Regions from separate parts of the Homo sapiens genome. Here regions 2, 3, 4, 5 and 6 are each linked to region 1. A link is a loop called in an ENCODE intact Hi-C map of the cell type or tissue named here. Cell type or tissue: heart left ventricle. All regions are shown on one strand. Region 1 overlaps LOC105370615 (a long non-coding RNA gene). Region 2 overlaps FOXN3 (forkhead box N3). Region 3 overlaps FOXN3 (forkhead box N3). Region 4 holds the start of LOC105370617 (a long non-coding RNA gene). Region 5 has its middle 130 kb from the start of FOXN3-AS2. Region 6 holds the start of LOC107984635 (a long non-coding RNA gene).

Evidence for each region. A loop is a pair of places that touch in the nucleus more often than their neighbours do. Peaks named below come from ENCODE experiments on the same cell type or tissue, not always from the same donor. Only the 100,000 strongest peaks of a DNase experiment are listed, where the experiment ranks them.
Region 2: a loop joins it to region 1, with 4 times the contacts of the local background. A loop is called at or near these places in 30 of 110 quality-filtered maps.
Region 3: it touches region 1 in a loop (3-fold over the local background); 56 of 110 quality-filtered maps call a loop at or near these places.
Region 4: a loop joins it to region 1, with 4 times the contacts of the local background. A loop is called at or near these places in 19 of 110 quality-filtered maps.
Region 5: it touches region 1 in a loop (6-fold over the local background); 4 of 110 quality-filtered maps call a loop at or near these places.
Region 6: a loop joins it to region 1, with 3 times the contacts of the local background. A loop is called at or near these places in 64 of 110 quality-filtered maps.

What each region holds. Positions count from the first base shown.
Region 1 is chr14:89,038,614-89,042,613 of GRCh38, forward strand. LOC105370615 (a long non-coding RNA gene) reads left to right here. Exons shown (of 3, transcript XR_944128.3): 1 at 1-3,166. Among named protein-coding and RNA genes, the nearest start is that of TRA-AGC15-1, 62 kb to the left of the region's middle. RefSeq lists a silencer at 1,806-1,865 and enhancers at 2,166-2,285, 2,337-2,893. In heart left ventricle, CTCF peaks have their summits at 1,914 (motif pointing right) and 2,118; DNase peaks (open chromatin) are centred at 1,928, 2,208 and 2,816; H3K4me3 peaks cover 1,087 bases; H3K27ac peaks cover 810 bases.
Region 2 is chr14:89,184,213-89,188,212 of GRCh38, forward strand. The region is part of intron 4 of FOXN3 (forkhead box N3); the gene reads right to left. Among named protein-coding and RNA genes, the nearest start is that of FOXN3-AS3, 160 kb to the right of the region's middle. In heart left ventricle, CTCF peaks have their summits at 1,860 and 2,918 (motif pointing left); no DNase peak of the experiment used is centred here; H3K27ac peaks cover 2,764 bases.
Region 3 is chr14:89,403,439-89,407,438 of GRCh38, forward strand. All of the region lies in intron 2 of FOXN3 (forkhead box N3), which reads right to left. Among named protein-coding and RNA genes, the nearest start is that of FOXN3, 12 kb to the right of the region's middle. In heart left ventricle, no CTCF peak of the experiment used is centred here; no DNase peak of the experiment used is centred here; H3K27ac peaks cover 198 bases.
Region 4 is chr14:89,617,356-89,621,355 of GRCh38, forward strand. LOC105370617 (a long non-coding RNA gene) reads left to right here and starts at 1,962. Exons shown (of 6, transcript XR_944131.3): 1 at 1,962-2,118. It also overlaps a transcript of FOXN3 not described here. RefSeq lists enhancers at 1,206-1,707, 1,708-2,207 and a silencer at 1,601-1,980. In heart left ventricle, no CTCF peak of the experiment used is centred here; a DNase peak (open chromatin) is centred at 1,886; H3K4me3 peaks cover 2,817 bases; H3K27ac peaks cover 2,144 bases.
Region 5 is chr14:89,700,171-89,704,170 of GRCh38, forward strand. No RefSeq gene overlaps it. Among named protein-coding and RNA genes, the nearest start is that of FOXN3-AS2, 130 kb to the left of the region's middle. RefSeq lists a silencer at 1,495-1,554. In heart left ventricle, no CTCF peak of the experiment used is centred here; DNase peaks (open chromatin) are centred at 1,621 and 2,151; H3K4me3 peaks cover 1,589 bases; H3K27ac peaks cover 1,886 bases.
Region 6 is chr14:89,426,914-89,430,913 of GRCh38, forward strand. It overlaps LOC107984635 (a long non-coding RNA gene), which reads left to right and starts at 1,441. Exons shown (of 2, transcript XR_001751025.2): 1 at 1,441-1,507; 2 at 2,425-4,000. It also overlaps a transcript of FOXN3 not described here. RefSeq lists an enhancer at 1,591-2,790. In heart left ventricle, no CTCF peak of the experiment used is centred here; a DNase peak (open chromatin) is centred at 1,903; H3K4me3 peaks cover 2,485 bases; H3K27ac peaks cover 2,640 bases.

The DNA.
Region 1 (4,000 bases):
TATACCCAATGTAAATGACGAGTTAATGGGTGCAGCACACCAACATGGCACATGTATACATATGTAACAAACCTGCACGTTGTGCACATGTACCCTAGAACTTAAAGTATAATTAAAAAAAAAAAAGGGGGAAGATGGGAAAAGTAAGTTCCCTCAACCCTAATACAGGAAGTTGGAAAAGCCACACTGTCAGTACAGTCCTCAAATACAAGAATTATCAAACAGTAGCATCAAAAGGCACAATGGGGGCTGAGTGCAGTGGTTCTCACCTGTAATCCCAGCACTTTAGGAGGCTCAGGCAGGAGGATCACTTGAGCGCAGGAGTTTGATACCAGCCTGGGCAACATAGTGAGACCTTGTCTCTACAAAACGTAAAAAATTTGCTCAGTATGGTGGCACACACCTGTAGTTCCAGCTATCTGTAGGCTCAGGCAGGAGGATCAATTAAGCCCAGGAGTTCGAGGCCACAGTAAGCTATGATCACACTACTGCACTCCAGCCTCACAGAGTAAGAACTTTTCTCAAACAAACAAGCAACAAAAAAAGAAAGAAAAAGGCACAATGGTGTGGCTTTCTGGCATGTAATACCCTCTTTTATCTTCCTGCCTAGCTGTATGTATGCCACCACCCATCTGTTGTGTGCTCATGGCAGACATTACAAATCAATCAAGATGCTTTGCCTCAAATTGAACTTTCAGGAACACTCTCAATACTATGCTTTGGGCTCTTCAGTTGACTAAGGTTGGTATGGAATGTGAAACTTATTTGCCATCCCTATTCTTGACTGTTTAATCAAGATAATCAACTTGGGAAGATTCCTTTTTTTTTTTTTTTTTTTTTGAGACGGAGTCTCATGCTGTCACCCAACCTGGAGTACAGTGGCATGATCTCGGCTCACTGCAACCTCTGCCTCCTGGGTTCAAGCGATTCTCCTGCCTCAGCCTCCTGAGTAGCTGGGATTACAGGTGTGTGCCACCACACCCAGCTAATTTTTGTATTTTTAGTAGATATGGGGTTTCTCCACATTGGTCAGGCTGGTCTTGAACTTCTGACCTCAGGTGATCTGCCCGCCTTGGCCTCCCAAAGTGCTAGGATTACAGCCATGAGCCACCGCACCCAGCCACTTGGGAAGATTCTTCAAGTGACCATTTGGTCAAGCGCCCAAGCTTTTATGTAGGCAAACCTCCTAGTTATCCTAGGCAGGTGGTGGCCAATTCTTTTAAAGATTTCCATGGCTCTCGATACCCCCATCATACTCCAGCACCCATCCTGCCCTGGCTTATCCTGACAAAAGATTTTTTCCCCCACATTTACCTGAACTCTGTCTTCCTTGCTATTCAGAGAAAATGAAGAAGGAAAGAGAAAGAACTACAGAATTACCAGGATACAAGGAATTTGCTGTTAAGATCTTCTTAACCTTCCAGTTGCTTGGGAATCATTGCCGTAGGGTGTCTCTGTACTCAACAGAAGGGTGAAGACGTTTTAGCAACAGTAGCAAAGCAAATGATCTTGGACTTACAGTTTCTTGATTTCCGATGATTAAGCTTCTGCACATACCAACCCCAAGACAGGGTCATTCTATAACTTCTTAATAAGGTTAAGGTATTTCGACTACTTGGTCTTCAGTTTCCCTCAGTAATAGAGACACCAAGATCCTATTGCTCTCCAGCAACCAGGCAGGAGAGATTTGAGTCAGAGGAAAGCACGAGAGAGAAGTTAAGAACAGCAATTTCTTAAGTCATAAACGGAGTCAGGACTGTAAGTGTGATTTTCTGTTACCTGCCCCAGACCTCATGGAATTAAACTTTCCTGCCCTGATCCCTTGGATTCGTTTCTCCAACCCCACTCACCTAGCCCGGCCTCCCCGAAACACAAATTGGAATGGCGTTGGCTCCCGGGCACACTAGGGGGCGCCAGCGGGCTTGTTTTCCAGGATGGCCCTAAAATTCTCTCCAGCGAGGAGAGGACCATGACGGCCAGGCCACGCTTGCTCTGAAAAGCGCCGAGCGTGGAAGGGTGTCTTGGAATGGGGTCTAAAAGGGAGAACGACATCCTTATGACTTGCTTTAGGCTGCTTTCTGGATGTATTTTCAGAGCTGGGGATGAGGAGAGGTTGCGTAAAGGTGCCGGCCTGCTGCTGGCCGGGGCTGGCAGCCTTTCAGCCGCCGCGGGTGAGTCAACACCTGGGAATTGCATCCAAGGGCGGCCCTTTCAAGCTGCCTGGAACTTTCTGCCATCACACTGAGGCCACTGTTTGACCCAGTCCCGGGCCAGGGAGGCAGGAGCCGATCACGTCCCAGGGCAGTGCTTCTCCCTGGCACTGAGTCCGTGGAAAGAGGCTGGGAAGGTTCTTTCCACACTTGAGGGCTGGCGTTGGGAAAATAGGGTAGTGCTCTCCGCCCCAGTGAACAGCAAGAGCTCACTTCCCCCAGCAGACTTCTGCTCCACTGGCCTACTTTCAGCATGGAGTGGAAGGAAGCCAGCTCCAGGAGGGCAGAGGCTTCCTCTCCACCCCTCTCTTCCACAACCTTCAACAGGCGCCTTGTTCTCCCCGGCCAGGGAACTGCGGATGGTGACCATCGTTTCCCAGCCCAGCAAGGGGAAATGAGGGGAGGAAATAAACGCAGGGTTTTTATTGCCAAATATTTCTTTCCCTGGGAGGACAACGCATTCAAACCGCTGAGTGGAGATTGGAGTTAGTCCAGCCATAAACCATCTTAATGAACACTAATAGAGAACCGCAATTATTGTTGACTTCAAAATGCAAACAAGAACTTTAGACAGTGATCCCTATCAGCCGGTGAGGCCGGGCACAGATGCCGGGCGCTGTTTTTGCCGTTGCTTAGCAATGGAAAATGAACTGTTCCTGTCTGTTACCACTGGAGGTGGAGGTAGGACAATGAGCTTTATTGGACAGAATAGGTATGAAATTAGTTTATTCTTTTTCACTTGGAGAAGGCAATTGGCAGCCAAGAGAGTCACTCGGAAAAGGGGTATTTTAGAGGTTGAGGGTGACTTTCCTTCTCATTACTTCGGTAAATCCTAACCACCTTGTTTTCCTCTACAGATAAAGTTTGAACTTTTGCCGGGAGTGTCCCTCCAAAACGATCATCAATCAGACAGAATAGCTGCAAATACCAACTCACAGACCAGGTTGGGAATTAGGGTGAGGAGAATGAAATCTTGGGTGCAAAATTTAAGGGAATGCCAAAAAACTTAGTAGCCAGGATAAATAATAGTTTAATGCAATATTTTTTAAAAGTCAAAATAAATGTAAAATAACCATGGTAAAAAAAAAAATCAGATTTGAAATAAAGAGAAGCTCAATATCACTGATTTTTATTTTTCCTTTGGCTTCAGGCTTTAATATGGCACAGTGCGTCAGTGCCACAGACTTTTTACCGCACCAAACACATTTGCAACACGGACAGTTTTGGGAGCTGCTTTTTCCTCAGCAGTGTTGATGCTATGGAGTACAGAGCCCTGTAGCTGGGCAGAAGGGAGTGTCTCTTTCTGCAGTTCTTTAGTAGGCTTCTTCCAGGATAGTAGAGAGGCAAATGGTCTTGGGGAGGAACCTACCTATGCTTCCAGGGCAGTGACACAGGAAGTACTAAGGTACAGGAAGTACTAAAAACCCAGGGCTCAGCAAACACAGACAGTCAGGTGAAATTGCCCAAAACACTGTTCCTCAGACAACAGGGACAGGCCCAGAGCTGGCAGTTTATGGTAAAATTATCTCCTCTTTTGTTATTGGTATTAATAGTAACTCCTATATATTGAGAACCCTTAGGTGGAATCACATGGAATCGCCAATATTGAACCTTTTTTGACCTACAAACCCAATGTATATGGTTTAATCCAATGTATGCTGAGTATGGGAGGCTGAATAATGAACCCCAAAGATGTCCACATCCTAATCCCTGGAACCTGTGAATATTACCCTATATGGCAAAAAGGATTTTGCAGATGTGATTGAATTAAGGATTCTTTTTTTCTTATT
Region 2 (4,000 bases), 150 kb after region 1:
TTGTGCATAGCATGTCATATCAGAGCCACCCTTGCAGCAAAAACACCCAAAACACGTAAAGTTGGACAAAGATGAGGGAAGCCCTGGAACAGGAGCAGAGCAAATCCAAGTTAGGGAGCGCAAGTTCTTCTTAACCCTAGCATGGTTGTCAAGCCATCTGCCAATCAAGGAAGAAAAGCACCCCTGGGGAGAGTGTGGCATGACAGAGTCCTCTGCCCAAATACTCAGAACATGTAAGCATCAGGCGCATGGCCAGCAGAGAGGAAAACTAGGAAAGGAAGCCAGTCGTCACCAAGTTCCTACTGGAGACCACGTTCTTTGGATGTTCCTTGTCTCACGGAACCCTCAGGGATGAGGTATACTGCAGTGGTTAAGAGTGTGAGCTCTGAGCCACACAGCCTCAGTTTGGCCTTGCCCCGTTACTGGCTCTGTGGCCTTGGCCTAGTGCCTTCACCTTCCTGGGTCTCCATTTCCTCACTGGTGAAGGAGGCTTAAACATACCTTGCAGGATTGCTCTGGGGATGAAATAAGATAAGCTAGGTCAACGGCTTAGCTCAGTGGCTGGCTCGTTATGTAAGCTCATCATCGTCATCGTCACCGTCATCCTTCTGCCATCCTATATCACCTCTCCAGCATCCTCTTACTAATGATCTACAAGGATAGGGCTGAAAGGGGTCCGGACATGGGGAAATACTTTCAGCCCATTATGCTTTTTGTAGTTATTCCTAACTGCATTTACCTATTAAAACATCTTCCTGATTAATGAACAGCATTCACTTCAAAGAGAATCTCATGGACAAAGCTCTCTTGCAGCATTAATAGGCTTTCCCTGAGCTATTTCCTGAACCTCACAAGACTCCTGGCATGTAGACTCAGCTCTTCCTCTGAATCCTGCAGCTTGTTCTCAAATGAGCTGCAACTAAATGCTGCCTCTGCCAACCCTGGCACTTCTCCGTCCTCATCATTGGCAGTCTTCTCCATGGAGAGATGGCGGATGTGCTCGTGTTTGCTCACCAGCTGCCAGAAGCCAGCTGTGACACTTAACTATACCCCTGTCTTTCTCCTTTCTGTCCCCATCCCCAAGTGTCAGGAACGTGGCTTCTGAAGAACAAGTCACAGCCAGTCTAAAATGGCTCTGTTAGAGAAAGGCATTCTGAGGCCCACAGTTCACTACTCTACATTAGGAAGCTCGGTGGGAACATGAGTCCATTCTTCAGCCTTTTCTCTACCAGCAAATCTACTCTTTCCCTTCCTTTTACTCTGTTTCCCTCAGAGCATATTAAGACACCGAAAGACCAAAACCTTTACAGCCAATCTGACGCACCTGATGTACTGAAGTGCACTGGCCTCCAGCTATGTAAGACATCAAAAGGGCTGGACGTTGAAAGTCAACTTCTTCCTCGGATTTGTGGCTCTCTCCAGACAAGGCCCAGGCCTCTAGCATCATCCTTGCAGGTTAGGCCAGTTACGTATTTATCTTTTAGATGAGAGAATACCCACCCCTGAGGCTCTCAGGATGAGGGACATTGGCGCCACACTTCCCCACACTTGCCATCAGCCACGTTCTCTGCAGTTAGAGAGGGACTCTTAAGCTTTCTGGTTTTAACTAGCAAGAGGGCAACCTTCACACATAAGAAGAGAGCCAAACAGAGCAGCACTGCTCATTGTAGATGCTATGTTCTAAATGGGATAACGCAATCCTGAGAATCTTAAAAAGAAAAAAGTCTAAGGTCCAAGACAAACTCCTCCACGCTACATTGTCCCTCAGCACTTCCCCAGCTCCCCTCCTGAGGCTTAGCTTCCTTGGTTTTTCACAACTTCTAAAATTAACCTCTGAGCTCTTGCCGCTGCCTTTGGAGGGCAGCCCTGGCTAACTCTCTCAGAGGCCATAAGCTGAGCAGCAGGTGATTCCGCTAATCCTTCCCTTTCCTAAAGTCAGCCTTTCCACCTGCTTACTTGGAAGCACACTGGGGAGGGGGCTGGCACGGGGAGACACAGCCTATTTCCTAGTTGTCTTCCCTCTGCTGTGCCTGGTGTGTCTGACATACATCCCAGTTCCAGGCAGGGGGAGGAACGCCTTCCCCCAATCCCTCCCCTTCCCTCGTTCCATTTTGTTGTTTTGTTTATTATCTAGTTTGTCTCTGGGAACCTTCCAACCAGGGATTATATAAGCCTTTGAAGATGAGTAATGGAGATCTGGCTTCTCCTGACTAACAAGTCCTCCATTGGGGTTAAAGCTGACTCACGGGGCTTGTCAAACGGGAACTGCAAAGCAGGTACTGAAGGAGATACTAGAAGCTGGAATGAATCTACATAGCCATTTTGAGGGTGGAGAGGGTGGGGTAGGCAGATGGATTTGACTGGAGCATAATCCAAAGTCCAGGGGGTAATGAGCCAGCCATGTCCCATGCTGACTGTTCTGAAGGCAGCATCCTATAGAGCGCGTGAGACATGGTGGCTCTCCTTGCAGAATGTTTCCTATGCTGCAAACGGGCAAAGTCTAAAAGGGCTAATGTCACATGCACAGCGGATGCTGCCAGGAGGACAAAATGTTGTAGCCTGAGGTTTTTATTAGGTGCACACTGCCGCTGCACTGCAAGTGAAGCATTAGACTGAAATGAGAGGTGGAGGGACCCCTAGGGACTCCAGCCCAAGCAAGACATGGTGTGCTGGGCTCCCTTGGGGCAACACGGACCCTCCAATGATAAAGAGGCTTGCTCTGCCTGGGGCTCTCACCAGAGTCTGAGCCATTTCCTTTGTGCAACCTAGTCAGCTTCAGACCCTGGACTGTGGCCAGTCTGCCGGCCTTGAGCTACCTTTACAGATGCTGAGCAAGGGTAGGAGGAAGAGAAAAGATCTAAGTGGCTGCCATCTGGTGACCTGGAGTGGCTATGAAGGGTGAGGACAAAGGAAAAGCCTTCCAGCTATCCAGGCCAGCCTCTATCTGCTGGGAGCAGAACAGCAGCAGAGACTAGGTTGGTGGCCCCCATGCAAGCAGGGGCATCTAGCAGCCCAAGAGGTGAAAACAAGGGGCTATAAATAGCACCGCACGAGGAAGCTCTATCAACAGAGCCCAGCCATAGCACCAGCCCACGGGGGAATACAGGCAGGCTCTGCGCAGACAGGAAATGTGTTGCTCTCCGAAGCCACACTCTCCACTCATGGGCAGTGGCAGGACCCCTCAACCTAGAGAAGACCTGGGATATATCCACACTGGGACACAGGCACACAAACACCCCTACATAGGCTGCCCACACACCATCACTGTGGCTGGCTGGCTGTTGCCTTTAACCATTTTTGCACAGGAATAGCCTCTCACTTTTTCCAGGCCTTGGGCGATGCCGGCAGGGCAGGGGATGACTGCCTAATCATTCTGCCTGTAATGCTTCTCCCTTAAGAAGGCAAAGGACTGCCTCAAATCCCAAGGCAAATAACGTTATGCAATATAAAATGAAAAGAAAGGTGGCGGGGGTAGGGGGCACGGAGAAAGAGTGAAGCCAGAAAGAGCTAACCACAAGCTGCAGATACATTCCTCTGGTTGGGTTTATGGGGAGGATGGGCCAGCTGGCTTCCCAAGTGCACAGAGAAGACGCTCCATGCATCTTCACTCCCTTGCTAAGGAACTGCTCCAATCCTTGGGGTCCTTACAACCTGCTCCTTGACTGTACTTGCCCTTGACCTCCAGGGCATTGAACCAGGGCTGGCGGTCAGATGGGACGGTGAATGCAAAGGTAGACTCCCTACTTTCTGCCCAGTCTTCACATTTACTTCTCTGTTATTCCTGTCCATGAGCGTCTCCTTCTGTGACCTTTGTAGGCACCCCGGGTTCTTTCCTTCCACTGTCTTGGAGCCCCGTTCTTGGCCTGGGGCTTTCATGAAGGCTGTGGCTGGATTTCTCACACAGCGGTAATAGCCTTCTAAAAAAAAGCCTTCTAAAAATGAGCCTACAGCTTCAAAACATGAACACTGAGCTTGTAAAACTCAAATTCAGCATTTCAAT
Region 3 (4,000 bases), 360 kb after region 1:
TCCGCCCCACCTCGGCTTCCCAAAGTGCTAGGATTACAGGCGTGAGCCACCACGCCCAGCCTAAACTCATAACTTTCAAATAGGAGGTCAGAGTGCCAACTTCCTATGTTATTTACTGCAGAGAATTATCCTGCAGCCAAAATGATTTCAAAGGGAAATCCCAGCCCAATGGGGAAGGTTCTGAAAACCATTTCTTGCTGGTTGGATATACAGGCAGTACATCGATGAAGTATCTGGTAGACCTATCCAGGTGCCACAAAGCCCTACCAAAGAGAATGCAACATTTTCTCAATAGGAAACAGGGGGAGATACTGGACAGATACATTGATAGGGCCCTCGGGCCCAGAAGCTTTCCCAGCAGCCTCAGACAGACCCCTATCCAGGTTAGTGGCATCTTCCTGGCCAAGTCACTGTGAGGAGTAGAAAGGTAGTGTATCCATGAAGGGCCAGAAAAGCAACGATGTGAGACAGAAAACAGAGAATACAAAGGGCATACAGCAGTGGAGTAAGAGCTTCTGCTAGAGAAGTTCCACTAGTGAGAGGGAGACTCTGAGGGGAGGGCTCGCTGGACCATGAGTGCCTTACAGGCAGTGGCCATGGTACATTCAATTCTGTATTCTTTTAGCACTTAGTAGGTACTTTAAAAAGTTTGTTGAATAAATGAATGAATGAGCAGACAAATGAAAGGTTTGCCAGAGCAAGACAACGGAAATGTGCCCCCACCCAAGACACCTACTGACTGGAAGAAGAAGGAACGAACAGTCTGGAAGGAACAAATCAGCAGGATGGGGCTGCGCACGGTGGCTCACGGCTGTAATCTCAGCACTTTGGGAGGCCGAGGCGGGCAGATCACAAGGTCAGGAGTTCGAGACCAGCCTGACCAACAAACACCCTGTCTCCACTAAAAATACAAAAATTAGCTGGGTGTGGTGGCACGCACCTGTAATCCCAGCTATTCAGGAGGATGAGGCAGGAGAATCGCTTGAACCTGGGAAGGCGGAGGTTGCAGTGAGCCGAGATTGCACCACTGCACTCCAGCCTGGGTGACAGAGCGAGACTCTGTCTCAAAAAAAAAAAAAAAAAAAAAAAAAATCGGCAGGATGGGTCAGGGAGCTGCGCTTTCTTGGGATCACAGGATGCTGGTATGAATGGCTTCCTATTCCAGGGCCTGTGACAAGGGAGTATTTTTATTTCTGGCCCCTCAGAGACCCTGGTAAACTCTCAACCTTCTGAGGTGACATAGCCTATAGCACAGACAGCAGAAAGCAGCCCGCCTGGCAGTAGGCACCGGTGAGAAGGAGGCCGTCTTCAGGGAGAGCCATTTCCGACGCTGGACAAGGCAGCCCCAGGTCGAGGATGAAGAGGATTGTCACTTCACCCAGAGACCACAGAGGAGTCTCACACACATTACAAAATTACATGTTCCACCCCACCCAACATTACACTAATTCTTAGGAATTTACACATCCGAACCAGACCACACTGTCTTCCAATGAGCATTATTTATCCAAAAAAATAATAATAATAAGTCATCTCTTCCTCCTAAAAGGTCCATCAATGAGACAGGTAGGTTGACTGGTGTCACGGTTAGGGGAAATGCTCTTGATTCTGCATTCACAACACCAAGAAGAGAAAACTAGAAGCAACTGCTCACGTGGGGTGCTGACACATAGAGGTGCAACCTCAGTTTCTTTTTTTGTTGTTGTTTTTCTTTTTGAGACAGAGTCTCACTCTGTCGCTCAGGCTGGAGTGTAGTGGCGTGATCTTCACTCACCGCAACCTCTGCCTCCCGGGTTCAAGCGATTCTCCTGCCTCAGCCTCCCAAGTAGCTGAGATTACAGGCGCCCGCCACCAGACCCGGCTACTTTTTGTATTTTTAGTAGAGACAGGGTTTCACCATGATGGCCAGGCTGGTCTTGAACTCCTGGCCTCAAATGATGCCCCCGTCTTGGCCTCCTAAAGTGTGGGATTACAGACGTGAGCCACCACACCTGGGTGCGACCTCATTTTCAAAACTGCCTTTGAAAAAGAATCTCATCTACCGAGAGCAAACGTGAAGAGAACAGCAAATTAGAGACAATTTGTATCAACAGTGTACACGCAGGGAGAAAAGCTTCCTCACTTGGCTCTGATGCCACTGAAGGGGTCCTATGAGGCAGGGGGCTCAGGATGGAGCCTGGAAACCGGAAGCTGAGCAGACAGTTGTGTGCTCTGTGCAGATGCAAGAACTTTACATGTGCTGACAATTGAGCCCCATCTCAACGGTACAAAAATATACTCTGTATTTGCCTTTCTCTATCCTGTGCCCCCAGAGTTAATTCTGGGTTTATTTGGGTTATTTCAATCCCCTATAACCCATATTCACAGGATATTTAAAGGAAGCACAGAGAGATCATCTACAATGTCTGCTATACTGAGAAGGCCTAGGCAAGCACCAGGGGTAAGCACATGCCCTTCAGAATTGGAGGGAATCGGGCCAAGCATGGTGGCTCACAATTGGGAGGATTACTTGAGGACAGGAGTTCAAGACCAGACTGGGCGACACAGCAAGACCCCACCTTTACTAAAAATATATTATTTCTGGAGACAGGATCTAGCTCTGTCACCAGGCGATCTTCCCAACTCAGCCTCCTGAGTAGCCGGGACTACAGGTGCGTGCCACAATGCCCAGCTAATTTTTTTATCTTTTGCAGAGATGCAGTTTCATCATGTTGCCTAGGCTGGTCTCAAACTCCTGGGCTCAAGTCATCTGCTTGCCTCGGCCTCCCAAAGTGCTGGAATTACAGGTATGAGCCACAGTGCGCAGCCCTACAAAAAAAAAAAATCTTGAAATTAGCTGGATGTGGTGGCATGCACCTGTATTCTCAGCTACTTGGGAGGCTGAGTCAGGAGGATCACTTGAGCCCAGGAGTTCAAGGTTTCAGTGAGCTATGATCATGCCAGTGTACTCCAGCCTGTGTGACAGAGACCCTGTCTCAAAAATAAATTAAATCAATAATTTTTAAAAAGTTGGAAGGAATTAGGTTCCTTCCAATTAGGTTCCTAGTAAGTTCTGCACTTGCTAGCTGTGCAACTTCTAGCAAGTTACTTAACCACTCAGAGCTTAACTCATCATCTATTTTAAGAAAGAAAATAATAGGGCCTACTTCATAGGGTTTAGTGAGGAAGAAATCAGATACTGCATATGGAAAGCACAAAGCAAGCATGCCTATATTTATAAGCTAAAATTGTATTTAAAGCACTCAGCTCTGGATATAATAAACATACTTTTGTACAGTGTTTCCTTTATAAACCCTTTGATGACAATGTTTTTTGTTCAAGTAGCAAGAGGAAAGGTTAAAAAAAAAAGGCACAGAAATAGAAATACACACATACCTTATAATCCAGTCTGGAAAAAAATAACTGCATTCTACTTCTCATTTACAAGTACTCAGAGAGGTTAGTACATGCTAATCTTACACTCCTAAGTAAGACCTGTATTTAGGGAGTGTAAAACTTAATCCCAGACATTAAAACTCTACCTTAATTGATTTAGGCACAGATCATCCATAGACGAAATGAAAAAAAAAAAAAAAAAACTAATGAGAAATTTTATAGAGTAGGGAACAGTGACCTCATGTGAACCCATGGCTCAATCTCAGCTTCCCCAAGAGGGGGATGACCAGGCTTCTGGAAGTGATATATCCAGAATGTGACCCAGACGTTCGTACTTCCTTCCATTTGACAGGAAATAGAAGGAGAGAGAGAAGCAAGTTACACGAAATCACAAGGAAGTAAACAGAATGCAAGTACTCTATAGTGTAAGCCATGGGTCTCTTTTAACAGGGAAGGGAATGAAAAAGGAAAGAGGGCATAGGAGTGCTGCAGACTGACACAGACAGGAAACATCACAAAAGGCACTGCAGGAACCACATTTGGACCCTAATTCAAACAAACATTTTGTAAACAGGGATATCTGAATATGGACCTGGCATTAGGCAACACCAAATAATTGTTCATT
Region 4 (4,000 bases), 580 kb after region 1:
GTGAAATGCATTCGCCTCAAAGCAGATGCCACAATCTCTCAGAATAGTGTGCAGGCTGATTTTGATTGTTTGCTTTTCATTGTCTTTTCCTTTCACTGTCACAGTTTTAGACTTAGTGCATGAAACGTGCTAATGCACAAGGCACTTAAATTATCAAAGTAATGATACAGTTAAGCATCCATCTACTGATGGTCCTTTTTTTAAAAGACTCAGATCAAAACCCGGTTAGGAATCATTATTCTAAGTTGAACAACTTTGCATTCTACAACTTATGAGCAGAAATCATTGAGAATGTATTGTAAAGTGCTGTGTATACGTGTAAGCTAGTAGCTGACGTCTGCAAAGAAATTTGTCACCAAAATGGCCTACTTTATGTGGATAGAAACAACAACAAAAAATTAAACATAAAGGTATCTCGAGCAAACTGCACCCAAATGAAAAACCGACCCTGCAGAAATCTGTGCACAAGAGGGCTATCTGAAACTACAGCACGATTTTAAAAGAAGGTTTTGGGTGACTGTTTTCATAAGTCTCAATCTAACTGACCAATCAGTGTGAGAGTTAAAGTGGGCTCCAGTCATTCGTGCAGCCTTCAGAGCTCTGCACCCTCCGAGCTGCTCTCCTCTCCAAGGCAGAGTCGGCGATCAATGAAAAACAGGGAACAAAAGGAATATAACAGGATGTCTTCCTTAGCTAAGGAAAACGATTCCCTTTTTCCTCAATGAGCCAGTCGCACCCTGCCTACGACAGCTCCACACGGGAGCTTCCAGCAGACCAGTCCTTTCGGGTGAGGCACATTTTACATTTGCAATCATGTGTCCCAACTGCTAGCAAATGTGTCACCTTAAGCACAGCCTGTGACGGAGGGCTCCCCGAGCCCAACCAATTGAAACTAATAAATTAAATAAATTAATAATCCCACAATTAAAACCTCCGGAGAAAGATTGCATTTCCCTTCCCCAAATGTCATCCCGGGAGTATAAACAAAGCATGAAAAATAGTCTCTTCAGCCTTCCCAGCCGGCAATCATGGTTTTCCCCTCAAAACAATGTTTCTCCAAAAAGAGAAATCTTCTTATTACCCTCAGTGGAAACTCATCTGTAGATGTCATATCAGGATAACCCGTTACAGTATTTGAAAAGAGGCTGAAACTGCCCATAGATTTGACACTGTTTATAATTGATAGCCAAACAGTTGCGACAGCAATGCTGTAAACTCTGCCCAGCCAAACAAACTCCACATTTAACACGTTCCTTCCTTGAAAATAAAAGTAACGCCCGGGGAGCCCACAGAAGTGTGCTTCCCTAAAAGTAATTAACAGAATTGCATCAATTATTTGATTATTTTTATAAATATCCATTTGTCTGCAATTTTTTAAAAAAAATTTTAAAAAGCGACTATCCACACATTCCTAAGAAACTTTTTTTTTTTTTAATGAACTTACTTTTGAGACAAAACTAATGAAAATAAGCAACTTGCCATGGCTGGATCTTTCCCATTTGGGCTGCAAGCTATAAATCAATCTGAAACCAGGTGGAAATAGGGGGGCGGACACCTTTAAAAAAAATCAAAGAGTGCCCCAAAATGCAGCAGCCTGAACACGGAGGGCTTCTCGTGACAATGCTAAACCCGAGCAGATTAGGAGGCAGGAAATGAGCCCCATTTTCGTTACCTTCGATCGCCTGCCCCCCCGCTGCTTCTCGCGGCCGCATTGGGGGGCTGCGGCGACGCTGGACTCGCGGGTGGCCCCGCCGCCGGGTCGCGCCGTCTCCCGGCCGAGCTGCAGCAGATCGCGGCCGGAACCCCGGCTCCTGCGCCCGGCGCCCGCCCGGGGTCGGCGGCGCGGCTCCCACCCCGGCCTGGAGCCCTGCTGGGTCCTAGTGCGCGCCGCGCGCCCGCCTCGCGGCCCGGTCTGCAGCCCGCACCGAGGGCAGGCAGCTCCCAGCGCCGCGAGTCTCCGGGCGAGGCCGCCACCCTCTCGGTCCCTTGCGAAAGCGGCCGCGGGGTGTGCGGATGAACTGGAGCTTAATGTCAAATCCTGGCACAAGATGTTCAAAAGAAAGACATTGGCTCCAACTGAACTCTTAGAAGGCAGATGCTAGGATCTGCAGCCCGAGGGTAAGCGTAGGGGCAGTACCTGGCAGACAGAGGTTTGCCGGGTGCACTGGTGACATTGGCCGTTCACAGACGGTGAGACGCGGTACGGGATCGATAAAGATAGATTTCAAAAATATAACGCTAAAAAGAAAAAAGGTTGAAAATGTGTGTGTTTAAAACAATGTTTTAAACTGTTTTTCCCAATATTTTCCCCCTGTTGACAACAGGCCCTTTTGCATTTCGCCTTCTTTTACTTTATAATATGCTCTTTTAAATAACAAAGCCCCATATGGCTAAACATGTAGTCATTTGATTTTCAAAAGACCTCAAAAATTGCATGAAAATATGCACTCATGTATCTCCTAAGAAATCAACGAGAAAGAATTAATGGAGGCATATGGCGTGCCTCATAGAGAGAACTTAATTACAAATTAAAACAAATGCGAAAATTCACAAATTCAGTAAACTGAAAGTAAATTATGATCCTAGATGTATACACAAATCAGCTCATGTACAATTAGAAAGACTGTAAATTCCAGGTTTCTCTTTCACAAAGGGAAAAGGGTGTTTGTTACATGAACTCATATCAGATTCCCCTCGTTTGCCCCCAAAAGGGCTTTCAGCAACCTCTTGGCACATTCATTTACTGCAGCCCACCTGGAAAGCAACTTTTAATCTTGCAAGTGCTCATTTAAGAGGACAATTCTATTAGCCCTTAATTCAAAATAAAAGTGCTTTAGTTAGAAAAGCCTGTTTGAAAGGCTTCAAGACTGGGAGCTTTTTTTCAGTCTTTGATATCACCAAGTTTGAAGGTCGCAATTCTGTAAAACTGCTAATAACAATGGCACTGTGGTTTACACCATAAGGAAAATCAAATATGTGCTTTCTGATTTCTATTTTTGAAGCAGAAAAAAGTCCCTTTGAAAAGTATTCTTGCCCTCCCCCTTTCCAATTTTAGCTAAACAAGTGTAATGGAAGATTTTTAGTATTAATTAAACATCAAAGGCACCTTCTCTGATGCCTTATATCCACGCCAAGAACTAGTTGTCATATGTTACACTTGTCAATCTTAAATTACTTGCACATACATCTCATGCGATCTTTACCACACCTCTGTGAGAAAGCAGATACAATAATCTGCAATTTTCAGATGAGAAATTGGAGGTCCCAAAAGGTAAAGTGACTTGTTCAAAAATCACATGGCTGGTGAGCAGAGCAGCTGGAATCCCATCCTGTCTCCGCTTTCAACAAGCCCTGTTTTTTGAGTACATCACCTGGCCTCCCAACTATCTCTCTGTAAGTACTGCGGAAAATGAAGCATCCGAAACAAAAACGCAGGTAGGTTTTTTTAGTCATCATTTCTTACCTGTCTCAGAGCAGCAATTTACCAGCAAGCAAATATGAGGCTTGTTGGAAATATGTTAGTCTCTGCTAAAATGAGAAACATGGCTAGGAAGACCCACCCACACTGGTCAGATTTCTGTCCTGGAGCTGCCCAGGGCAACCTGGCCGGCAGAAGACTTCAAACTCTGAGGCTGAGCAATGCCTCATCCCCCATATGTCTTTTTGCTCTTTATCAGAAATTAAGAACTGACTCCACTTGACACATGGAGGAGTAGTGTTTTGTCAAATTGAACCTGGGTTTCTATGAGCAGTCCCGGCACCGAAAGGCCTCAAAAACTCTGTAAATTCATATACAAGGTGGCCTATTAGTGGCATCCAGGGTGTCTCTGTCCAGACCTGGTGACCCCTGGAACTTTGATAGGTCCCTTCTCAGCCCTCCTGCACCTATGGTAAAGTCACCACCCAGTTCTGTGTGTGGCGGTCCCCTTCCTCCTCCTCTCTGCCAAAAGGAAATGTAACTTCTCTGATGACGTGTCCTTAAATATCAGCCAGGTGACGG
Region 5 (4,000 bases), 660 kb after region 1:
GTGCTAAACATAAAACTATTCTGTTCAGACTTTTGGTTTAGCTTTCTGAATTTATCTTCTACCCTCCACCATGCAAATTAAAGGTTCTGTTTTGATACTGGGAAAAAATGATCTAAGATTAAGAGGACATTGTGTATATGTGTGTGTGTGTGTGTGTGTGTGTATAAATTAATTTTATATGATCACTTGTCCAAACACAATCACGTTTTCAAACTAAAAAGTGTGTCAAAGTGGTTTTAGAAGAAATTAAATAGTCTGGCAAGATGAAGAATAAAAAAGTTCCAAGTGAATGATCCTTTGGAGTGGAAAAAGGTTAGCTGTGAATATGCTTTTGAAATATACTACAGGGGATTCTCATCCCAAGATTATGGTCGTTCATGCCTCTAGGTTTAAGTGTTGCTCAATCAGCAAGGTGCTCAATTCACAGTGATTGCTGCGCATTTCCTTGTTGATCAAGAAAATGCAGAATCTCAGCGCAGACACATTTACCAGCACATTTACCATCAAAATGAATATAAGAAATAAGATTTTGATTTAAATTTTCCAGTTGCAGCAGATCGAGAAAAATATGTGCAGGAGAGGATTCCATTTGAAAAGCTCTGATTCAAATAAGTCCAAAGAGAATGCATCTCTATGTACCTAATGTTGCCTTCGAATTAGACAGTAAGCTTTTCTCGCTCAGAGCCCTTGTCAATTTGATTAAACTCACAAACATGTGACTGACTCCGCCTCTATTAAAAACACTCAAGCCAGAGAACGACTGAGAAGCGTGTGGCTTTGTCTTTGTGAGTGGGTCTTTTGGCCAAGCGATCATTACACTAGCTAAATGGGTGTACGGTTAAATTTAATACTCCACAACTGAATTCTCCAATCGCAGCTCACTGCAAAAAGTGATTTAGAATAATGCAAATTTGAGTCCAGAATCTAGAACACCCTTCCAGGCACGGAGGTTTTCCGTTTAAATGGCCCTCGGGAAATAACACTGATTTTCAAAGTCGTTTTAAAAGGCAGCTTTTGGCAGCTGCTATCTTTTGCATATTCTCTTTCCGAGATTAAAGAACCTTCAGGTGACAACACCTAGGGTAAAAGGATGGGACATCAGGCTGCAGACGTGCGTATGCGTGTGTGCACACGCGTGCAGTCTTGACTAGGTGTGGAAAAAAGGTCCGAAGAGATTCCAAAATCAAAAAAATTCCCTTGGCCTACTCCGGCCCCGAAGACCAACTCAGACCCCACCAGACAAACTGGAAAGTCTCCAAGCTCTCAGTCGCCCCAGTCGGCGGGGGAGTGAGTGGGGCCGACCGGCCTTGCGGCCCTGCCACCTTTCGGGGCGACTCGGTTTCTCCACTGACACCCCCGGGCGCGAGGTCTGGTCCATCCCGGAGTGGGAGCTAGGCAGGGACGCCACCTGGCAGCCCACTCTGGGCCCCTGGCCCGCGTTTCCCGCAGGCGCCGGCGGCGTCGGGCGCGGCCGCCGCGCTGCCATGGCAACGGCGGTCCGCCCCCCCCCCGCTTCCCGGCGCCGGCGCGCCAGCGGGGCGGGGCGGGGCGGGCGTTGCTAGGAAACCGGCGGCGGGCCGCCTCCGCGGCGCGGTCTCTCGGCTTCCACCCTTCACCTACTTCCCCTGCGGGGCCGGAGTGGGGGAGGGTCGGGGGAGGCCATCGGGAAGCCACGTGGTGGCCCGGGGCCTCGCGGCTCATTCTGCGTTGCGCCGTCCCTTCCAGGTCGAGTTGACGGCCTTTTCCCCCTTGGCGTACAAGTATTGAGTCCCGCGCCCTGGGAGGGAGACGGCGCTCAGCAAATTTAGATGAATGCAACGCTTCAACGTGGGCTCTCGACCTCTGGTCCCCCATCCCCTGCCGGCTCTATTAGGACAATGAAGTCCCCAAACTCCACTGGAGGGTTCTTCACCCACTCTTCTTCCCCTCCAAAGGAACCATCTCTTGAACTTCACGAAATCCAGGAGCAATGCTAAGCGTTTTGTATACATCACCTCATTTTCAATCCTGTGAGGTGGGAGCTGGGAACTTCATTTTAACAGGAATAAAATGTGGCCTACAGCTGGTTGGGGTGGAGCCAGGACTTGAAGTCCAGTTGTGCTTATTAACTTCAAGTGTCTGCCTTTTTATAATGCTCAAGTTCGTCCTCTCAGCTGCCTCTTGGCTAGCCCAGCATCCCCCTTTGCTGTCCAAACACCCACACCAGCCAGGACACACTGTCTGGAACATGGTCTGACAAGGGGATTAAAAACTTGAAATCAAGGTTGTCCAAAAAATCTGGGGCATACGGTTTATGTTGATGTATCATTGATAATTTACAGATGTCCCACTCTGTAATGTACTACCAGAATAACCACTTATGATCATCAAATTCTTAGGAAATGAAAATCCAAACCAAAGACAATTGACTCATGGTAGGTACTCCATTCTGGGCTTTAACATTTTTTTTTTTTTTTCTTGTAAACCATAGCTGTTCACTAAGTGTTTTTTTTTTTTTTTTTTTTTCTTTATTTCCTTGTCACTGACTTGAAGCTCGAGAGTGTATTTTCTACTAGGGAACTGTCTTGGGTTGCCAAGGATTTGCGTGCAAGCAATTTATTAAGGAAGAGCTTCCAGGAGAAACTAGAAAGGGAAGCAGAATAGGAAAGAAGCAGCCAAGCAAGGGAGCAATTTAAGGTGAAGTTCCAGCCCCAGCAAGATCCCCAGCTAGTTCTGGAGCATAAATTAGAATTTATCCCAACTTGAGGCAAGGGAGCTGGGGTTTTCATAACCCTGCACCAATTAGTCACTGGCTATAGTCTTTCCTGGAAAGGGTGGGGGGACAAAAATACCTAGCACTTCTGGTTCTGAGGTGAGTCTGGGTGAGTCTAGGCACTTAATTTAGACGCGTTAAGTGAGTCTAGGTGCTTAATACCTCTTCTGCAGTGAAGTGGCTCCTATAGATTAAGGGAAGGAAGTTCTCTGAAGGAAGGGGTATGAACCTTTAGGAGTAAACCACTTAGAAGCTGGGGCTAGGGGCAATGAACTGGAAAGGGGGATATGAAGGGATCTGGGCAGAGCACCAACAACACCCATGACAGTCCACCCCCTGCACCACTTAGATCCACATGTGCATTAGTTCGTTCTCAGGCTGCTATAAAGAAATACCTGAGGCTGCAAAATTTACAGAGAAAAGAGGTTTAATTGGCTCATGGCTCTGCAGGCTGTACAGGAAGTATGGTGGCCTCTGCTTAGCTTCTGGGGAGATCTCAAGAAACCTTCAATCATGGTGGGAAGTGAAAGAGAAGCAGGTACATCCTACATGGCCAGGGCAGGACCAAGGAAGAGAAGGGGAGATGCTACACACTTTTAAGCAACCAGATCTTGCCATAACTCACTCATGAGAACAGCACCAAAGGGGAAATCTATTCCCATAATCCAGTTACCTCCCACCAGGCCCCCACCTCCAACACTGGGGATTACAAATCCACATGGGATTTGGGTGTGGACACAAATCCAAACGATATCAACATGCTTCTCACGTCAGTTTCACTTCATCATGTCACAGCTTATTCAAAAAAGACAGACCATAGATAGCCCTTGCTGCTGCAGCTGGTCCTAAGACAATAACATATTCATCATCTGTATTAGTTCCTTCTCATGGTGCTAACCTGAGACTGGGTAATTTATGAAGAGGTTTAATTGACTCACAGTTCAGCATGGCTGGGGAAGCCTCAGGAAACTTACAATCATGGTGGAAGGGGAAGCAAAGACATCCTTCTTCACATGGCTGCTGGAAGAAGAATGAAAGCTGAGTGAAGGGGCAAGCCCCTTATAAAATCATCAGATCTCATGAGAACTCACTCACTATCACTTGAATAGCATGGGGGAAACCACGCCCATGATTCAGTTACCTCCCACGGGGTCCCTCCTGTGATACTTGGAGATTATGGGAACTACAATTCAAGATGAGATTTGGGTGGAGACACAGTCAAATTATACCATAATCTTTCTTCCCTAT
Region 6 (4,000 bases), 390 kb after region 1:
GGGAGACAAAATTGTGACCGAGAAATAGAAGAGGAGGGCCGGGCGCGGTGGCTCACGCCTGGAATCCCAGCACTTTGAGAAACCGAGGCGGGTGGATCACTTGAGGTCAGGAGTTCGAGACCAGCCTGGCCAACATGGTGAAACTCTGTTACTAAAAATACAAAAATTAGCCGGGCGCAGTGGTGGGTTTCTGTACTCCCAGTTACTTGGGAGGCTGAGGCAGGAGAAATGCTCGAACCAGGGAGGTGGAGGTTGCAGTGAGCTGATATCGTGCCACTGCACTCCAGCCTGGTCGACAGAGTGAGCCTCTGTCTCAAAAAAAAAAAAAGAAAAGAGAAGAAAAAGAAAAAGAAGAAAAAAAGCACAAGAGGAGGAAGGAAAAGGGGACTTTTTTTTTTTTTTTTTTTTTTGAGATGGAGTCTTGCTCTGTTGCCCAGACTAGAGTGCAGTGGTGCGATCTTGGCTCACTGCAACCTCCGCCTCCTGGGTTCAAGCGATTCTCCTGCCTCAGCATCCCAAGTAGGTGGGATTACAGGCCTCCACCACTGCGCCCGGCTGATTTTTTTTTTTTTTTTTTGTATTCTTAGTAGAGATGGGGTTTCACCATCTTGGCCAGGCTGGTCTCCAGCTCCTAGACCTCGTGATCCACCTGCCTCGGCCTTCCAAAGTGCTGGGATTACAGGAGTGAGCCACCGTGCCCGGCCAGGACTTTTTAACTGAATGAAAAGGCACTACTTGCAAAAACTCAAAGTTCAACTTCTATGTCATAATCAACAAAGTATGGTGTATCTTTGTAATAAAAAAATAAATCAACTAGATACTGAACGTCACCAACAGAGTGTAAGTGCCTTGAGGGGCAAGGGACTCTGTTTTCTCTTCTGCTCATAGCACATGGCACAGTGGTAATAAAAAATATTGATCACTTAACAGGAAAAAAAAAAAGTCTCCTTTTTATCCCTCTCTCAAGCTGGCATCTATTAACTCTACAGATCAGTCAGAGAAAAGTAGCCTCATCAACATTTTCCTCCTCCAAAGTTTTTAAGAGATTTTATTGTTTTCCTCTCTTTAGTGAGTACACCAAGTACCATAGTCTCATGGGTTTCGGTGGCTAAGTCTGCCAAAGTCTTATCCACGCCAAGAAATAACTTCTCTCGTTTTACTTTTTCAGAGGGGTGTGAAAGAAAACAATTGATTCTTCTCTCTACGAGAGTCTTTTTAAAACAAAGTAAGAGCTCTGAATTTGATGAACTCTCTGAGAAACAGAATATAGATTAAATGATTACTAACATATTTCCCTGCAGCACAAAGTTCTTTTTTGGAGATTAGCAATTTATTCCATTTATTACAACAGCCAAACCTGAAGTCTCTTTTCATTGGCTAGTCAAGTTCACCAACCCTTTCTGTTTTGAAATCCTCACTCCTTCCCAAAATAGTGTATCTTGTGCCTTTAATATTGAGGTTGAGGTGCAGGCAAAAGGTGTCCAGAAATTGTGAGACGTGACTGCATGTGAGTACTCAATCTTAAAAGGGTCGGGGCTGGAAAGGAAGCAAGCAGGTGAATTGCTAGCTCTTTCTGTGGGTATGTTCAACAGCACCTCACTTCTCTGCACTCAAAGACGTGATTCTGACTGGTTTCAAAGATTTGGCCCCCAAACAACCAGGCGTCCTTTTTAAGTTGGCATTGCTTCCAGAGAGGAATCCTGAACATGTTTCCTCTATGCCTCACACAGCGCCAGGCCAGCTGTCTAACAATATGGGTCCCGGAGGGGGTGCTGCCCACGTTGGTGACGGCAGCCATGAGTGCCTGTTGCTCGCAGCAGACGTCAGAGAGACCTCAGCGCAGGGGTCCAAGCACCTGGCCAAGGCACCCTGCGCAGGCCTCCACGCCCCACGAGTGCCTGCAGAGGCTACCTGAGGACCAAGGTGGGCATGCCACGGTGTCCTGGACTTCTGGATGGAGGCCAGTCCCAGGGAGTGAATGGCAGAGCTCTCCGGAGGCTGCCCAGGCCAGGTTCAATGGGAGGGATGAACTTCATGACATCCGTTCCAAAGAAATCCCACCTGCTACTGGCATGCCTAGGCTTGTCTTCCCCACATACCAGCCTCCCAGGCATGTCTCCAAGGGCTCAGTGAGGAGGCAGCTGCAACAGTTCGCTTTCTCTTAATGATTTGGAGTTGGGAGGCACAGAGATGGGGAAGAGGTAATGACCATTCCCAGTGATCCTGGACCTCCGTGTTGGCTGCGACCTTGAAAAGTCATGCTGTCAACCCCTTTGTAGAAAAAATGCAGTTTTCTTTGTCCGTGGAAATCTGGCCTCGCAGATTTATTTGCTGTAGCAAGTTTCTTTACCCTCATCACACTGATACTCAGAATTGAAACAGTTCAAACCTACCCTGAAACATCCTTCTCCCTCCAAATTCCAGTGACATCCTCGGTCTAAAACGCCTGGCACCATGTGGGAGCCTGGCTCCGCTGCCTCTCAACGCACTGGCTTGCTTTTTGCTTTTGAGTAGCTTGAATATCAAACCAAGCACAAAGGGAATCATACCCAGGAGTTGCTGGAAAAAGCTCATTTCATCCACCTCATTCCCCCATTCTCTCTGGCAGACACAACTGATTTTTTTTTTTTTGAAGCCTGAAAAACTTCTCATTTAAACTTGGGGTGCAAAAGGCATGTGAAGTGGGAGAGTTGCTGCCTGGACCAGCGAAGGGTTAGCCAGGGAAGGATTCAACGAAATACAAAAGCCAACACAGACCTGAAGGGGAACAGGCGGCCCCAGCAACAACTGCCAAACTGTCATTTTGCTCCGCGGCTGAACAGAAGGCTCGAGTAATGACAACCACAAAACTCATTTAAAGTCTGAAAAGGTGACTAATGAGCTCATTCATGCTGGCTATAAATTATTCACTACAACACTGATCCCACTCAAGACAAACAGTAAAGTAAACTTTAAACACAGACATCGCTGGCCTTCCAAAGTGGAACAAGTTATGCCTGTAAAAGTTTTCACAATGAGAGAGATACTTGTCTCCCCCTTGTCTATTGTCACATTCGTTCTTCTGTTTACTTTTTTTTACTGCCTTTAATCAAGTTTAAGCAGACACAGCTGTTACACATTTATTTCTCTGAGTTTTTTTCCATTAGTTATTACAAGCAATCATGATGCTCTAAAAATAGCAGCAAATTATATTCTCTAGAAATTGAAGGCTGACCTTAAAATGAAGCCCAGGTCTTCAGAAAGAATATTCATATGCACATGTTGGATAAATGACAACAATGCACAAAGGCAAAATAAAAGTACAAAGCTTTTTCCACTCTTTGAGAGGTTTTTGATTTGCTTCCAAATTTCCTTTGGTTCTGGTGGAAACAGGTTGCTTCAAAACCTTACCATACAGAACCTGCTTCCAGTGGTCATGATTCCAGTTTGAAGGATTTTCCTTCAAACTTACAATCTTAAGGCAATCAAAGAAGAAATGTTTCATTTAGGCTTTTTCAGCACAGATAAACACAGCAGCAGGTTGCTGAAAACCCACCACATTGCTGCAGACTACTTTCGGTTTCCTGTTTAATATTAAATAAAGAATTTTAGCTCTTCTGTTTTTATAAACTGTGCTATTTGCTACTACTGTCACTACTAAAAGCATTATGACTGGGTGGATAAGTAGTCCTATGATTTTCAAGCCTTCTTTTTTCTTTAATCTTAGTATCTATTTTGAAGACATCGCGAGAGTTAAGAGTCTCAAATCTGTTTAATTGATTTTTTTATTTTTAAAAGGCCCAAATAAGTACTTCCGTTAGCTCTTAGATCTCTGAACATTATGTATTTTTAAACCACTTTGAATACTTTGAAAAGGGCCACAGAAAACACTCATATTCAAATACCACCAGACGGAGGTTCTGCCTAACCAAAAGTAAAAGCAGAAAAGTTTAAAGCTGAATTGTGCCCTGCACACACCTTGAGATTGTAGGGGTGAAATGAATGGTCTTGGGCCGGGGAT